Regions from separate parts of the Homo sapiens genome. Here region 2 is linked to region 1. A link is a contact called in ENCODE Hi-C data. All regions are on one chromosome and are shown on one strand. The core of a region is the stretch at or near the end of the contact, and the rest is flanking DNA. Distances in the headings are between cores, read along the strand shown.

Region 1 (5,737 bases), core at 933-3,432:
AAGAAGCTGTATGAATGGGGCCCATTGTTTGTCTGTATTTTAAATGTTCTCATTTTTCACAACATTTTATGGAGAGCTCTTAAAAGGCCTTTATTGATAGAGATAATCATTAAATGTCAGTTTAAAAAGAGGTGTTGTTGTTGTAAATGTAATCCAATCTGCTTTTGCACAGGGCCTTTTTATCCTCGTGTACTGAGGAGTACTTTGCCAACACAATCCTGTCACCAAAATCCAAGATGTCATTCATAGAGGCTTAGAGAACTCCTTTCTAGATTTAAATTTAGAGGCATGGGATATTTATTGGATTAAATAATTTATGTTTAAAAGTTGACATAAATTTTGTACATGACTTTCTTTCTCTGTGACAACTAGACCCTGAATATTTACTCATTAAGTGATCATGTGTTGAGCATCTACTATACACCAGGTGCAGTGCTCTGTAATGTGATAAAAAAGCTAAAGTCCTTACCTTCAAAAGACAGAAATAGGCATGCAAATAAGTGGATGACAATGCAGGGTGACAAGTGCAATGTAAGGAACCTGTGCAAGCTAGCGAGTTTGAATAGAGCATTGATTCTCAAAACCTGATCCCAGGACCAGCAGAATCAGCCTTATCTGGGAACTTGTTAGAAAGGCAAATTCTCACTGCAAAAAATAAATAAATAAATAAATAAATAAATAAAATAAAATGACATGCATGTAAGGTAATGCGTATATTAGTTAGCTTGATGTAGCCATTCCACAATGTGTACCTATATTAAAACATTGTTGTACACCATAAATAGATAAAATTTTTGTCTGTTTTAAATAAATTTTTTTAAAAAAGGAAATAATGTGAATACTAATAGTAAAAACATCAGCAAATCCCTTAAAAAACAAAAAACAACAACAAAAAAAACTTGGTATGCAACAAGATCCAAAAACATAAAAGTAAAACAAAACAAAACAAAACAAAACAAAAGAGAAAACAAAATAAGAAAGAAATACAAATTCTCCAGAGCTACTGAATTCTACACTCAGGGGGTGGACCCTGCAATCTGTGCCTTAACAAGCCCTCCAGCTGTTTCTGATGCCTGCTCAAGTCTGAAAACTGCTGGCCTTAAGCAGTGATTGGCAAACTCTGGTGCAGATTAGAATCACCTGGGGAGCACTTAAAACTCCCAGGGCTCAGGCCACATCCCAGACCAATTAAATGAAAAACACTGGAGGGAGATGAAGCGGTGATGTCTGCACCAGTTTTTAAAAGTCAAATAAGATATTTCCAGGAAGACACAGTAAGAAGGCATTTCTGGCAGAGGGAAGAGTCCACAAAGGCACAGAAGCATGAAACAGCTCTGTATTTTGGAGGTAAAATCAACACTATTACTGAAGCATAAAATTTAAAGGGGTGGCCAGGCATGGTGGCTCAAGCCTGTAATCCCAGCACTTTGGGGGGCCGAGGCAGGCGGATCACTTGAGGTCAGGAGTTCGAGACCAGCCTGGCTAACATGGCGAAACCCCGTCTCCACTAAAAATACAAAAAAAATTAGCCAGGCGTGGTGATGCGTGCTTGTAATCCCAGCTACTCGGGAGGCCGAGGCGGGAGAATTGCTTGACCCCAGGAAGTGGAGGTTGTAGGGAGGCGAGATTGTACCACTGCACTTCAGCCTGGGCGACAGAGTGAGACTCCGTATCAAAAAAAAAAAAGTTTAAAGGGGACAGTAGACAGAGGTCAGTTCACAAGGAGCCTCCAGGCTGCTACTGCGTGGAGGATGAATTGAATCTTACTTATAAATATATTTTGTCTGTTTTTTATTGGAAAACTGGCTTGGGTTCCATTTTGCTACCTACCCATCTTGCGTCCTGGTGTTGACTTTCCTATCAAAACCATTCCTCTGAGCTGAGGCTGTTTATAATTAAGATCAGTGATTATCTAGCACTCGACAAAACTCAGCCACTGCTGCTCTGAGCGGAAGGAGAGACAGACTTAGTAGCAGATAACTCAGAAAAGAGGATCTGAGACAAAGCAAAGGAGCTACAGAAAAGGAAATGGTTGCTTTAGCTTTTTATTCCACCCTCCCCCCGACAGCTGAATCAGGGAGCGACTCTGGAATAAGTGCATCTGCCCTTTAAGAAATCAAAGCCAGACTCAGGAAGTGGGTGGGAAGCCTTCTAAAGAGCCTCAGCTGCCGCGTGCCTTCTGTCTGCTGTGGGCCCAGCAGCTGCACAGACCCCTCTTGTTGGGAGACAAGACAGGGCTCTTTCTCTCCCGTGACCTCAGCCTCATCTCCAATCGTGGGGAAGAGAGAAACTGAAATTCTTCCTGTGACTGAACACATGAGAATGCAACAGTTACTTGGGGTAACAGGTTTCCTGTGGGTCCTGTGTGAAGAGTATGCATTCATTCCAGTGTCGGGGAGGGGAGAAGAATGAGGAGGAGGCAGGTGCGTTCCATTCTTTGATTTGTATAATACAAATATTTCCAGAGGACAAAGATGGGCAGAAGCTTTAAGCAACAGCCATCTTCCATCTCGACAGAGGGAACCATGGTGGTTGAACAAAGCACCTAGCACCCTCTGCCTGCCTCTCCTCCCTTCCACCTCCCCTTGAACATTTTTAGGTTTTCAAATGTAATAAAGAAGTCTACTGTTCCAATGGGATTCAAGGTCAGCTCTAACTAGGTGTTCACATTCATAGCCTGCTGACCAGATCAGAGGCAGTTTAATAAAGCAACTGTAAATCAGCTATGAAGATGGTGAACACCCCGGCCTGTACTAACTTTATGAGGTTCAAGTCTCTATTTTTGATACCCCATGAAATAGGGAGAAGTCGGGGATGCATGTGTTTTGGATAGATGAGTTAGCAAGTTGAGCCTGAGATTGTGGTGAGCAATTTAGGCACAACTTCAAGGTCAGCCTCGTTTGAAAGGGGAGGGGAGGCAGTTCTCTCCTGAGGGAATTTGTTAAGGAGCTCATCACTTGTTTCTGAATTGAGCTCTGTCGGCCATCTCAGCATCATCTGACACCTGCACACATCATATCATGTGATACACTTGGGAGAAAGGGCCAGGTCAATTTCCTCCTGGTGGGTGATTTGGTTTTCCTCTTCAGCTAATGTTTAATGTTTCTCTTTTGATTTGCATGTGGAAGCCTTACTCTATGCTAAGCTATGATAAGCACTTTACATGCCAATATGACAGCATAGTCCTTTAACCACGGGCTTTAGAATCACTCTGCCATGTTCAAACCTCAGCTTTAATCATGAAATATACCCAGGTAACAAACCTGCATGTATACCCACTGAATCTAAAAGTTGAAAAAAGTCTCTATGCTACATAAAACAAAAACAAAAACAAAAAAAATCTGAACTGTATCCCTTTGGACAAGTCACCTAATCCAGTCAAACCTGAGTTTTCTTAAATACTAAATAGGAATAGTGATAATAGTGCAGGTACTTGCCAGATTGGGTTAATATGAAGGTTCATAAATTTATTCATGTAACATTCCTACACATAGTATGTACTCAATAACGCTACATACTTTTATTATGAACCATCCTTTTCACAACCTTAGGAAGTATATACTCCTCTCCCTACATGCAAAACAAAACAAAACAAAAGAGAAATTTAGAGACTTTAAGATCTGGCTCAATGTCACAGAACTCGTATGTGGGAGATTCAGGTTTCAGACTCAATTCTTGGGATACAGTCCATGCTGTTAAACATTACACTAGACAGCCTCTACCGAACAATGACTTTTTATTACTTGACTGTTTAAATTCACCTCTCCTCTCCTTCTCAAAATGAGTACCAATTTGTCCTATGCGTAATTTATTCTCGAGCCTTAACGCTTGTTTTCTGCCCTTGTTTGATTCCTTTTCTCAGTTTGCAATTTCACTGTTAGGTTTCTGCATTGTACTCACAACATTTTTGAGTACTGCCTGTTATAAACTAGTCATTTTGCTTCCACATATTCATTCCTAAAGAGAAGACCATTTCTTAAGAAAAAATAGAATAAAGGAGGAACAGATTCTCAGATGTAATCATCATGGTGTGCAATGAATATCTGAGCACTTGCAGGGCCATTGCACTTTCAAATATTCCTTTTCTTGTCTGCATAACAAGGACTCAGCCACACTCTCCTAAAGACAGCTGGCTATAGTAGTCTGGGTGAAAAGCCTGACCATTAGATCTGTGCTTCATAATTCGACAGTGAGAGAACAAAAATGGTATATTTCAAGTTTCAGATATATGTGTGTGCATATGCATATAAATTACATATATTCATATATTTATGTGTGTATATATACACTCATATAATCATGTTGGAGTTTTAGAGATTTAGTTAAGCTCTTGTAGGCTGGACCCACAAACCACAACCATAAACTGAAAAAGAATTCAGCTACCTAACAAACTACTGAATTGAAATAACTGAAATTGAATAATTTTTCTGGGATTATTTAGGTATAGATAATTTGGAAAGTCAATTGTTGAAAGTCAATTACTGCCATATGCTTCTGATATCAAACAGGTTCATTTTAGACCTATAGATCAAATAGGTCCTTCACAACTATGGCAGGAATGGTTTATAATATCCAGCAACGATGAATCTAATGTATATGTGTAAATTTTTGTCAACTGATATGCTGTTTTGTTTGAGTTTCCACTTAGCCACACTGCTGTGGTTTCTTGGGGGTAAGAGCTGTAATACACTCAGACTCCTTATACCCTCTCCAGGGGTATGGTACTTGGCATATGGTTTTTACTCAGTAAATGAAGAAGAATAATGAACTGAAATGCTTTCTCCCTGTTTCCTAAGATGCTACTTAACCAGTGAAAAAGTTACAAGTTACAAAAGTCTTTTTTAAAGCCTTTTCAACTAGATAAAAAACACTTACTACACCTTTTTATGTATAGGCCACTAGCATGTAAATGAAACTGGCACAACAAGGTAAATGTGTATAAAATAAATCACAGAAAAGAGAGTTCTGATGAGATATTTCAGTAATGCAGTAGATAGCAAATGATGATTTTGGAGTATTTTTTGATTTCCCCAATTTAATACTTGATGTTATCAAGTATGTTCACAATGATTATTGTGTCCAAGACGCACCTTAGAAGAATGTAAAGAAGTGTTAGACAAAATATGGGTAACCCATCCCTGCCTTCAGGGAGCTTCTAGACTGATTGCACATAGGTCTGTATTTACATAATTATCAAGTTACAGATCTTGTTTCTTGTCTGTGAAACTCTAACCATATTCTAGAATCAGACATAGCATCACTTCCTGTATTAGTCTTCACAAACAGAACTCTTACTGTCTGTACTGTGCTCTTTACTTTTTAACGTTAGTTCTTCTAGGTTGCATCAAGAATTCAGGAAAACCACATAGGAGGAGGCCCAACATTTTCTGGGTGTTTAATGTGTGAACCTACTTGATAACATCAATTTTTAAACAGCTCCCCATTGATACAGACTCTGAGCTACTTACCCTTTCTCTAGCTGCTCTGCAGGACTCCATATTTTATGCATGGGGACAGTGATCACAAAGTTAGAAGGTACCAGGAATGGCATGCCCATTTACAGATGTACGATAGCCTTTCAGCAATCACAGGTATATCACAGTGATAATTTCTGGAGGATAAACTGGGGAAATTGAAAATTCTACATTGGGGCTCTAAAATACTCCAAAATCATCATTTGCTATCTACTGCATCACTGAAATAGCTCATCAGAGAAATCTATCTCTTCTGTGATGTA
Region 2 (5,737 bases), core at 1,804-4,303, 1.1 Mb before region 1:
AACCTCCGCCTCCTGGGTTCAAGCAGCTCTACTTCCTCAGCCTCCTGAGTAGCTGGGACTACAGGCGTGCACCACCACACCCAGCTAATTTTGGTATTTTTAGTAGAGACGGGGTTTCACCATGTTGGTCAGGCTGATCTTGAACTCCTGACCTCGTGATCCGCCCGCCTCAGCCTCCAAAAGTGCTGGGATTACAGGCATGAGCCACCGCGCCTGGCCTACACTTTTTCAAATAAAGTGCACTGTCCAGGACCCTGTCTTTATTGTTGTGGTTCAGGTAAGGGTTAAACTAAAAGTGCTGCAAGTTCTGTTCAGGGGCCAGCACTGACTGTGCTTAGAGAAGTACTTGGCCAGACCTTGCCTATTTCTTCTCCTAGTTTAATTGGCAGGGCTGCTGATGTATTGGCAAGGATGCCAAGACAAGAATCTATGGGCTATTTTCTCTGAACACTTGTTTCTAGTCTGAGTACTTAGTTCATGGTTATACATTGGAATTATCTGGGGAAGTTTGTAAATTTAACATTGCCAGCCCAACATATTTTTGTTGTTTTAAGAGCTGCTTATGATTTTAGTGTACACTTTGCAGAAACACTGGTCATATGTGTGCTTGGCTTCAATGCAAAGATGGGTAGAATGGGAGACAAAAGTAAAATCATACAGCTAGCACTGCTTTGTATATTGAATACAAAGGCATCAATGGGAACACCAAAGAAGTGACAGACTGGCCTGGAAAACCCTCAAGGTTGGTTTAGGGAAAGGTTTTTAGAGGATGATATTTGAGCTGAATTTTGAAGCATAAGTAGAAAAGGGGGAGTAGAATGTCGACATACCAGACCCAGGAGATATTTGAACTAAGACTGTGTAACTTGAGTCAGCATGTCTATGCTTGGATCACAGATACTTAGCTTCAAAAGTAATCTTTTAACTTGAAGTTTCTTTTCTTCAGAAGTGTAGTCCATGAATATATATTCATTACTAAAATTTCTGTTGGCTGGGTGCGGTGGCTCATGTCTGTGATCCCAGCACTTTGGGAGGCTGAAGCAAGTAGATTGCTTGAGCCCAAGAATTTGAGAAAAGCCTGGGCAACATGAAGAAGCCCCATGTCTACAAAAAAATACAAAAATTAGCCAGGTGTGGTGGCACATGTCTGTAGTCCCAGCTACTAGTTGGGAGGGTGAAATGGGAGGATCACTTGAGCCTGGGAGGTTGAGGCGGCAGTGAGCCAAGATTGTGTCACTATACTCTAGCCTGGGCGACAGAGCAAGATCCTATCTCAAAAAACTGAAAACTCTGTTAACATGCTGTGAATATGTTATATACTAAATAGTCAAGTAATAGATATTTATTTTCCCTTCACTTACTTTTACTATTCCAATCTCTAATTCATCGGTAAGATTCCAAAATCTCACTGAATATTGAAGGAAAACTCAAATGCTTCATTTATTTTTTTGAGGTATAATTCTCATACCATAAAATTCACCCACTCAAAGTGTACAGTTTAGTGGTTTTTTCATGTATTCACAAAGTAGTACAACATCATCACTTGCTAATTCCAGAAGATTTTTGTCACCCCAAAAAGAAAAACCCTGTGCTCATTAGCAGTCACTCTACCTTCAACCCCTGGCAACCATTTATCTGCTTTCCAATTCTATGGATTTTCCTATTGTACACACTTCATATAAATGGAATTATACAATATGTGGCCTTTTCTTTCTGGCTTCTTTCATTTAGCATGTTTTCAAGGTTCATGTATATTGTAGCATGTATTAGTACTTCATTCCTTTGTAAATATTTTACCTGAAGTGTTTTCTAAATAAAACCTTTTAAAAAGTGATAGTGCTGAAGGGAAGCAAGGTAGAATTTTTAGGAGATAGGTAATCTGTATTGGCTCTCATAAAACTAGTCACATGTGAAGCCTGCATTGCTTTAGAACAGGGATTTCCAACCTTTTGGCTTCCCTGGGCCACAGTGGAATAAGAATTGTCTCATGGCTGGGCATGGTGGCTCACGCCTGTAATCCCAGCCCTTTGGGAGGCTGAGGCGGGCCAATCCCTTGAGGTCAGGAGCTCGAGACCAGCCTGGCCAACATGGTGAAACCCTGTCTCTACTAAAAATACAAAAATTAGCTGGGTGTGGTGGCACACGCCTGTAATCCCAGCTACTTGGGAGGCTGAGGTGGGAGAATTGCTTCAACCTGGGAAGCAGAGGCTGCAGTGAGCCGAGATCGTGCCACTGCACTCCAGTCTGGGCGACAAAAGAAAAAAAAAAAGAATTGTCTTAGGCCACACATAAAATACACTAACACTAATGATAGCCGATGAGCTTAAAAAAAAAAAAATCTGCTGATGCACCCATGAGAGGGGAGACAGCACTGTCGTCTCTCGCAGTTTTCCCTTAACACTCCCTTATCTGCAGACTTAAACTAGGAGCCCCTGGCAGAGTCCTACCTCCAGAATCACAAAAGTGTAGAAGGAAAGTGAGAGACATTGATTGACTTTATATCTGACTTACTAGTTTCCTAAGGCAGAGATTTTTTAGAAAACTGCCTGGCCTGGCCCAGCCCAGGATAGATAGGGATGGGTAAGAAGCCCTTGAGATGTGGCAGTATGTGGCTTGACTTCAGACTTGTCAGATTAGGGGTTTTATAGGGTTTTTTTAGCTCTTGTTTTGATTAAGCTTGTTTGACTTGCAGGGTGTCTCCTACCTGTGTTCCAGCCACCCGATTTCCTTCCTCAAGAAAACTGTTTACTTACACTATTCAAATTAGTTATTCTCAGGGCTATTTTTATGACTTTGTAGCTTTTTTTTTTTTTTTTTTGGATGCAGTTTCACATAATAACATTGCTGGCTCGTGTTGCTAGCAAGAACTGATTCCAGCATTTATGTTCTTTGAATGTATTGTCGCATTCTTTCGGAGACTCAAGCTGTCCACATGAAGTGGATGAATTTGACCCAGTATTATTGTCCATCGTACTCTATTGTAATACATCAGCCCTAGTGTGTAAGTTTGTGCTTATTTCAGTTACATTAAAATCTGAGTTGTCTGGATCATTTCCTCTTCTGGCTTAGTAGTGCAGGACGAGATAATCTGAAATCACAGAAGAGTAAAAAATCTGCTGAGTTATTTACTCCAGCTGGATCTCTTAAGACTGTTCAAATTTCAGACCTAATTGATAATCTGTGAAATATTAAAGTCCCTAACCAAGCTGTTTCATTTCAGATTCTTCCCAAAACCTTGAGGTAGGGGAAAGAATCATCTTTAATATGTCAACTCGTGATTATTGAGGCAATGATCACTTTTTTAAATTGAGGAAAATGCTTATTAGATTGTTGAAGCTGCCTAGAGGGGCAAAAGAAGTGATAAGGCTGGTATCTCTGGTGCTTCGTAATTGGTCCATTTAAGTGTATGACCTGTAGGAATAGTGTCAAAGCTAAGGCTTTTGGACAGACGTGTGAAATAGTTTGTAAAGATTCGGTTTGGAGTCTTGCAAGTCTTTTTTTCTGCATACTCCTGCTCTTTGCAGTCACTGCTTGGCTAGGCCTACTATTTTTGGAAGTTCTTGAATTTCCTTTTAACCCAGTCAGTGGTTTTCCTTACTCTGTGGGGTTGGTCTCAGGTAGTTCTGCAGTTGATCTGTTCATTAACCAGTAAGAAATGCAAGACACACTGGTGTCCAACATTGGGTCTGCAAATGTTAGACACAGGCCTTGATCTCTAGGAACTAGTTTAGTTGGAGAGACAGTAAGGTAGCAAAGTGTGTAAGGGATGGCTTACAGAAGGTTCATTCCTACTGTAGTCTTTTGCTGACCTCTTAATTGACAATTGACTTTCAAGATGGTAGAAATGCTGCTTTTCATGACTAAAATAATGTTTTATGGCTCAGAGAGCCTTACTTCCTAATTCTCTAGAGCAAAACACTGATTTAGGGAATATGAAATGTATGTTTATGTATGGCAGGAACAAAGAATCTGAGGCCAGACTCTTGAGTTTGATTTCTAGCTCTGCCAAATATTAGCTTGGGCAACCTCATTTGACCTCTCTGCTTCTTTATCTGCTTAATATACTAATCTAGCTCTATGGTAATTGGAAGGATTAGAATGTAAAGAACAGACCCTAACGTAATACTGAGCCTTATGTAGTGTTGGTTATTACTGTTTTCTGACTTTGCAAAGATGCTGCTTCACCATAAACATAAAAAGATTGAATGTCTTCCTAGTGTGTGGGAAAATGGTTTGTTCGTTTCATAAACGAAACAAAGTTCATTTATGTATTTGTTTCACAAAATAGATAACATTAAATATAACTCTCTGAAGTGAGGCATAGATTTTGTGAAAGCACAATGAATGCTCATTTACCGACAGTGGATAGCAAAATGGGATGTTTTGGGTAAATAACATTTTGATTTCATTAAAATTATCATATGTGTAATCCATTTTCCATGGGTTAGGTAATAATAAAGTTGATCTTTGCAACTGCTAAATTGAAGTTTTATTTTTTAATCCAAAGTATTTCACTGTATAACTTCAAGAGGCGCCATTTATGCAGACTGTCATACGAATGGTCCTCTCCTGAAGCTGTGCGGTATGGTTAGCCCTGAGAGAGGATGCTTACTGTGTGGGAGACAACCCTCCAATATCTGCATGCTTTCATGTTTCCTAATTTATCTCAGAGTTAGTATGCAGAGTGTGAAAGACTGTTTTAATTTTTCTTTCCTGATGGTTTGGATTTTATACAAAATTGTGTTACTGGTACAATTGGATTGAGAATGCAAATCTGAGCGAAATGTAACTTGTTTTTTTGTTTGCTTCGCTGAAAAGTTCAACTGCTCTGCTTCCATCTGTTCTTGTCTTGCCTTACCTATTATGGAGTCCTCAGGCATTAAATTTTGTTGTGATTGCTGCATTTGAAACCAGAAGTAACCTGAAGAAAAAGGGTCGAGTAAGTAAATACATGGTAGCTATACTAGTATAGTCACTAGCTTGTAGGCCAGGAAAAGTACCTGTTTATGCCGTATGGTTTTTAAAGAATATTGATTTGTCTGTAAATCAACTAGCCTTGAGGAAAGTGGCTGCAGTGACACAGGAGTGAAAAAATGTAAACATATTAAACTGTTTTTAAGGGCTTTTGTCTTTATCAGAACAACAACAACAAAAAACATTCTAGAATGTTAATTGGATTTTGGTTATTAGGAGAATGGCTAATTTTATTTAGATTAATTTTATGTATTTCTTTAATGAGCAAGTGAAAAAAACTTGGGAAAAAAGCAGGTGCCCTTAGCAACAAATTTTCTCTTTATTTAGATATTGAACGTTGGCATAAATACCAGGATGACAGTTCATAATATCCTTCTCCTTCAGCAGGGAAGACTAAAACAGTAATTATAGGCCTAAAGAATGTTATTACAAAAGGGGACCTTCCAGTAGAAAGAAGCATATAGCAATAAGATTCAACTCATTCTAATAATAATAAAGTATTCAGACAATTTTGGTGCTATAGAGAACCTTTTAAATGTTCAAGGGACATTTTAGAAGGCTGGAGAGGTAAATGATTTGTCTGTGGTCACATATCACATTGGTACAATTAAAATTGGAATTAAATTCAGATGTGCTAACTCTTGAGCCTCTTCCCCCTCCCCACGCTAGGTACACCAGGCTGCTTAGTTGAATTTAACTGTCTAATGTGAAATTAGCTCCTCCTCTAAAAGGTTTTAAGTAGAAGTTCTTTGATAAAGAGATT

Evidence for each region. A loop is a pair of places that touch in the nucleus more often than their neighbours do. Pooled maps may share reads with other maps.
Region 2: a loop to region 1 is called in a map with no recorded cell type, with 2.1 times the contacts of the local background. The contact joins the enhancer-like site here to the promoter of LINC02391 in region 1. A Hi-C loop is called at or near these places in 2 of 37 single-sample maps with no recorded cell type and 2 of 50 pooled maps.

Annotation. Positions count from the first base shown.
Region 1 is chr12:92,360,277-92,366,013 of GRCh38, reverse strand. LINC02391 (long intergenic non-protein coding RNA 2391) reads left to right here and starts at 2,182. Exons shown (of 5, transcript XR_007063404.1): 1 at 2,182-2,423. The region is part of intron 1 of LOC105369902 (a long non-coding RNA gene); the gene reads right to left. RefSeq lists enhancers at 2,580-2,629, 3,110-3,199.
Region 2 is chr12:93,423,472-93,429,208 of GRCh38, reverse strand. All of the region lies in intron 1 of UBE2N (ubiquitin conjugating enzyme E2 N), which reads left to right. Among named protein-coding and RNA genes, the nearest start is that of UBE2N, 16 kb to the left of the region's middle. RefSeq lists an enhancer at 2,771-2,820. Within about 2 kb of position 3,053, at least 3 of the 41 ENCODE cell types and tissues checked have a DNase peak (open chromatin) inside an H3K27ac peak, as active enhancers do.